Linked DNA regions of Mus musculus: region 1 is linked to region 2. The links are chromatin contacts, found by Hi-C or POLR2A ChIA-PET in ENCODE. All regions are on one chromosome and are shown on one strand. Each heading gives the region's core, a stretch centred on a gene start or an enhancer-like site at or near the end of the contact. The rest is flanking DNA. Distances are from core to core; before and after follow the strand shown.

Region 1 (2,901 bases), core at 161-2,660, 68 kb after region 2:
ACAACATGAGGAACTGTTAAAGGGTCGCAGCCTTAGGAAGGTTGAGAACCACTGTAAAAACCCTCCACACTTCTGGCTTCCTGGAAGAGCCTGGATTCTGAGCTCCACCCTGAAAAGTTCTGGGCTCCATTGGCCAGAAAGGGAAATTGGCTGCAGTCCAGGGGCTGGGGTGCTACCCAGAGAAGAAGATCTCTTCCCCCATTCCTATGCTGTAGACCAATGAAACTGCAAGGGCCGAGGTGGCCGCTGTGGCATTTCCAGGGTAAAAGGGCTCTGTCAAAGCTGATCTGAGTCTCTCCAACCTTCACTCGTGCCTTTTCAGGCACTCCCCCGAAATCCGAGGTGTGCTTTGGTGACTGATGGGCCAAGCTGTGACTGCCGCCTTCTTGTTAGTACAGATGTGCTTTGCAGCAGCTGTGACGGAAAGCCACACCTGTTGTCTAGATCAGCTGCTGTAACTCTACTCCTAGGAAAGCAGGCTAGTGAGAGGCCTCTTCCAAGTCCCCCTTTTCAAAGGCATGTGGAAAAGCCGGCATCTGCCCGTCACAGCAGCAGGGGAGCCTGCTTGGAAGGTCGTGGGGCCCTGGGAATCCCAGTCACTAACTGGAGTCTTCCAATTCAGCTTTACCCCAGCTGTACGCGAGCCAGAGCCCCTTCCTCGCTCCCCCATCACGTCGGAGTGGGGAAAACTGAGAAGCAGGAAGATGGCAGGGAGTCCTGCTGCTTCCAAGGAACCAGATGTTTCTAGGATCTCTGATTTCCCTGGGGACCTTCATATTTAACAAGGTGGCCTGAGCTGGAAGGATTCGGCACAAATTAGCGAACTGCAAAATGGACTGGGGACGTGAAAAAAAAAAAAAAAAAGACACCAGGGCTACGGATGAATCGGGAAGCTGAGCAGAGCTTGCTTTTCCCGGGCATCAGTCACGGAGACGCTGGCCATAGAGATCTGACACTACTACGAGAGAATTTGTTCCACTGAGCAGCGTTGGGTGTGACGGAGTTGGCGTTAGTGAGACCGGAACACCAGTCATTCCCAGAGCCTGGGGAGGCATGAGTCCCTCGCTGACATCCTGGGTACTGGGTAGAATCCAGAACCCCCAGGTCTTTGAGAAAATCTCAGCAAGATAAATCCAGGCTACACACTCTCTGTCACCTAGACCCACAAAGTAAGGCGCACGTGCCAATACACATTAAAAACCTGGCGGTGAAAAGCAGATGGTAAGCTGGCATTGCTGATGTCTGCGGTATACGCTCACATCCACATCAGCGCTTTTAATGACCACACGTCACTTCACGTTCAGGGGAGGAATCTCGGCCGGCATATTAGAATGGTGCCAAGGCCTCAGCAGGACAGCACCCTCTAATCCCCCAGCAGCCCTGGCAGCGCCCGGAAGAGATGGCGCATGTGGCAGGCAGCGCCCCGCCAGATGTAGGACACTGCTGACCCCTGCTGGTGTGGGCGCGTCTGCGGAGGAGAGCCCTAGGGAGAATTCAGACTGGAAAAAACTCGCAATCCGTCTGGGAGGGGTAGGAAGAAATACCCCAGCTCAGAATCTCCCCATCTGGAGATCCTTTGAAGAGACAAAGCAGACTTTAGAATAAAACCCAGACTGGATTTTCTGAGGGGAGTGCGACAAACTAGCGAACGAGTCCTCCCTCCAGCTTCTGTGGCCTGGAAAACCCTGGGGCCAGTTCTCTTGACGCTAAATTAGGAACCGGAACCGGGTGGTGGTGGTGCATGCCTTTAATCCCAGCACGTGGGAGACAGAGGCAGGGGGATTTCTGAGTTCGAGACCAGCCTGGTTTACAGAGTGAGTTCCAGGACAGAGAAGAAGCCCTATCTCAAAAAAAAAAAAAAAAAAAAAAAAAAAGGAAGGAAGGAAGGAAGAAAAGAAGAAAGAAAAATAAAAACTAAATTGGGAAACTTGGCAACACCCACTGCCAAATGCAATCATCAGGGAGACAAAAATAAAAGGGGGTGGAGGCGGGAGAAGGGAGAAAGACAACTTTCTCAAGTAGCTCAATAGTTTTCAGCCAGAATCATTATCTCTTTGCCTCCCCACCTCTTTCCAGAGTAGTTTCCTTATTTCAGCACAGAGACTTTGTATTTCAGCTTGATTTCTGGTGCTGTGACATTTTACCTTCCTTTCTGTGAGAGATGTTGCTATCATGGTATCTGGGTGCCTCCTGCTAAGAAACCTGGCATCTAGAGTATTTGCATCCGGTCTGAACTTTTTTTTCTTTTTCTTTTTTCTTTTTTTTTAAAGATTTATTTATTTATTTATTATATGTAAGTACACTGCAGCTGTCCTCAGACGCACCAGAAGAGGCATCAGATCTCATCACGGGTGGTTGTGAGCCACCATGTGGTTGCTGGGATTTGAACTTCGGACCTTCGGAAGAGCAGTCGGGTGCTCTTACCCACTGAGCCATCTCACCAGCCCTGAACTTTTTTTTCAAACTCATTTTACAAACAGGCAAAACACAGAACCCAACTATCCCAGGATCTCTACTGAAATAATCACAGGGACCCAAGGGGCAATTAGGGCCCTGCCAGTTCCAACAAACGCAGTCCAGAGGCCCCAGGCAGACGCAAAAGCCACCCATTGCTAAGTCTCTTTCTCTACCCAGAACTGGGTTAACAAGAACCTGCGTTCACCCCTACTGAACACTAAACACCATTGAGGGTGTATACGCAGTCCTCTACGCTGCCACCGTGTGGCCTCCTCTGGGTACTGCACTGAATTCACTCCTATCAAGGAACTGTGGCTTCTCACAACAGCCTCTAACCTGCTTGTTCCACTTCTCACCTCCTTATCATTCTCTCTTTTGTGTTATGCTGAGCATGGAACCCAAGGCCTCGAACATAAGTGCACACTCTACCATCAAACTACATCA
Region 2 (3,234 bases), core at 446-2,945:
CTGTAACTTTAAGACTCAGCCCCTGTTTTGAGCACACAGCAAGCACCTCATAACAAACAGCTGGAAAGAGAAGTTGAGACACTGCATCTCAGCAGAATTGTTTCCAAATAAAGTGTTGTTTCTCTCCCTCCTCAGACTAGCCCTGGTGATGCACCCAGCGCTTAAGCACTGCGGATCTTTTCTTGCTTATGACACAGACACTCTCCCCTCCCCGCTCCACACCCTCGGGCCCCATCCCCAGCATGGCCTCTTTTATAGCAAGGATAAGAATGGTGCTAACAGGAATCTGAGTGTTCTCAGGAAGCCTTCCTGCAGCTCCCCCCATAAAAAGACCCCTGGTAAAGGCTTATCTTTCTAGAGAGGTAAGATTCATAGAAAGATACTTCCAGAACATCAACATCAGGGGATGGGGGTGGGGATCCTGTGTCTGAGATCCCAGACCTCTGTACTAGGGTCAGGACCTCATGAAACTCTCAACACATTAGTTTTGTGCTCTGTAGTTTACGAGGGTCACAGAAAACTGAATTGTATCCAGAGCAGGAGGGCTGGCCCGGTAGAGGTTAATGGACTGGGGTGGCATATCCGCCATGAATCGAGGGATGCTGGCTAATGGGCTTTGCAGATATAAAACCTTTGTCTTCCATTTTCACTAAGATAGGGTCTTGAAGTCCCTTTCCAACCATAAAAATTAGAACCAGAGAAGAAAATGACCAGGGTGGCAGCCGGGAGATCCTGAACATGTGCCCCATGAAGCGTGTGGCATTACCTTCTCAGAGAGCTCTCTGATATGATTTCTCTTTCCTAGGAGATCCATCCTTGCCAGCGGGGCCTAGGTGAGGAGACTGGGAAAGTCAGTGACCCCCAACACCCAGATACCTGGTTTGACTCCTCCTTATGTTAAGTGGGACCAATCCAGTCCAGGCCCCAGGAAAAGCTCCAGAAATGTTTGTGTTGTTTTCCGTTTCTTGAGACAGGCTCTCAGTATGTCCTCCAGGATGGCCTTTAACTTGGGGTCCCCTGGGATTACAAGCATGTACACCACGCAGGGCTGGAAGTGGTTTCTGAGTGAAGGGCAGAGCCCCCTAATCCTAATACCTCCCTGATATTAGCCACCTGTCCAAGGCAAGGGCAAGGATAGGATGACCCTTGTAGAACCCATTCAGCTCCAAGACTAACCATAGAAGGAAGAGCAGCCTCCTCTCTCCATCCCCCAGTCCCTGGACTGAAGACTCTGCTGCCTGGGTACCACTAGGATTTCCCATCCAAAAAAAAAAAAAAAAGATTTCCCATCTGAGAAGATCTCCCTGACCTTCTCTGAGGAGAAGAGAGGCCCTGAGCTCCGTCTCCATGCCACGTACACAACAATGCTCTTCACTCCTGATCTATCCTGGACATCTCTAGCAATGATGCCTTCTTGAGGAAGTTAGTCTGCTGCCAAGTACTGTGTCTGGATCAGACTAGACAATCAATATGCTGGTCTGCTTCTTGGTCCCTGAAGCTGGGCTCCTCTCCTCTGTCCCTTACAGAGGCAGGATGGTCAACCCCCCCCCCCCACTCTTGTTCTCTGCGGGCCCCGGAATGAAGGCTCCTGGGAAGGATTGGCCTCACTTCATCTCACTGAGCTGCTAGCTCACCAGTCTAAATGAAGAACATGAGCAACAGCTGTTAAGGAAGCTGACCTGGACTTCTGGGCTAAACAGGAAGTAGGGTGGAGGGCAGGGGCGGAGCTTCCTGAGGAGTAGGAAGGAGGAAATCTGGCCCACGTGCTCCCTGTGTTATCGTAGCTTGGCACTCAGCCCAGCAGAGCAGAGGCTGCAGCCTGCAGGAAGGTGTCTGTAGATCCAGTCTTCAAACATTAGCTGGAAGCCCTCCGGGGCATGTTAGGATGTTATCTGATCATCTGTGGTTTGCACTACGAGCGCTGCTCACTCAGAAAGTCTCAACTCCAATCAACACAGAGCCCCCAGAAAGATGGTAAGATTGGAAGTGGGAGATATGCGGTAAAGACAGGTATGTGTGAATCCCAGGAAACGCTGGGTGCTTTGAGAAGGTAGAGGCTGGGAAGCAAGAGGAGGCTGCAGAAAACCCAGAACACTCTAAACTGCTGTCCTAGGGTTTCTATTGCTGTGAAGAGACACCACGGCCACCACAACTGTTATAAGAGGAAACATTTATCTGGGGCTGGCTTACAGTCCAGAGGTTTAGTCCATTATCATCATGGTGGGAAGCATGGTGGCATACAGGCTGACATGCATGCAAAAATTACAGGAATTCTACATTTGGATCCTCAGGCATCAGGAGAGACAATGACACACTGGCCAGGCTAGAGCATCAGAGACCCCAGAGCCCATTCCCAGTGACACACTTTCTCTGACAAGGCCATACCCACTCCAGCAAGGCCACACCTCCCAATAGTGCCACTCCCTATGAGCCTATGGAGCCATTTTCATGCAAACTACCCCACTTGCCCATAGGCGTGCTTCATAGTTGTTGGCTCTGATTACAAGGTCACTTCTGCAGCCCTTGGGCTAAACCAGAGTTCCTTCTGTGTGTTGTTAAAACTCATCCTACCTGTTCAGTCTCTTCCCACAGGGCTGTAAGTTCAATGGGGGCATTCTAGAAGCCCATCACTACCTCCCACAACCCTGTTGTGTGGTCAATAAATACGGTTAAATAGATAACTACACAAAGTACTTTGGGAATGACCAAAAAGGGAAGCTTGGGGCTGACGAGATGGCTCTGCAGTTAAGGGCACTGACTGCTCTTCCAGAGGTCCTGAGTTCAATTCCCAGCAACCACACAGTGGCTCACAACCATCTGTAATGGGATCTGACCCTCTCTTCTGGTGTGTCTGAAAGCAGTATACTCACATATATAAAATAAATAAATCTTTTTTTAAAAAAAGGAGGGAGAGTCTGTAGGAAGTATATGTGTGTGTATGTGAGAGAGAGAGAGAGAGAGAGAAAAAAAAGAATGACAGTGTTAGTCCTTGAGTGATCTAGAAAACAAAACAAAACAGGAATTCTTTGGCAGTCTAACCCATGAGGGTACCTCTCAGGCCCAGGTGGTAACGATATGAGGTTGTTCATATTCCCTTGGTGTGTCCGAAGCCCTGGCTAACTTAGGGCTAGCATCAGCGTCAGTGTTGGATTACCCCCAAGGAGAGAAGAATATCTGCCGTCAGGAAGCATCCAGGTTGGAGGACACATGAAGGTGCTTCTGGGGCTTTCCAGC

Evidence for each region. A loop is a pair of places that touch in the nucleus more often than their neighbours do. ChIA-PET counts read pairs that join two places held with the same protein, here RNA polymerase II (POLR2A).
Region 1: a map of heart shows a loop between it and region 2 (5-fold over the local background). The contact joins two enhancer-like sites. A Hi-C loop is called at or near these places in 1 of 37 maps with a recorded cell type or tissue (heart). POLR2A ChIA-PET finds 5 or more read pairs at or near these places in 2 of 5 experiments (Patski and embryonic stem cell).

What each region holds. Positions count from the first base shown.
Region 1 is chr1:135,698,105-135,701,005 of GRCm38, forward strand. No RefSeq gene overlaps it. Among named protein-coding and RNA genes, the nearest start is that of Gm32835, 11 kb to the left of the region's middle. Within about 2 kb of position 1,411, at least 3 of the 3 ENCODE cell types and tissues checked have a DNase peak (open chromatin) inside an H3K27ac peak, as active enhancers do; they include heart, where a contact is called at or near this core.
Region 2 is chr1:135,629,961-135,633,194 of GRCm38, forward strand. It overlaps a transcript of Nav1 not described here. Among named protein-coding and RNA genes, the nearest start is that of Gm4793, 34 kb to the left of the region's middle. Within about 2 kb of position 1,696, at least 1 of the 3 ENCODE cell types and tissues checked has a DNase peak (open chromatin) inside an H3K27ac peak, as active enhancers do; it is heart, where a contact is called at or near this core.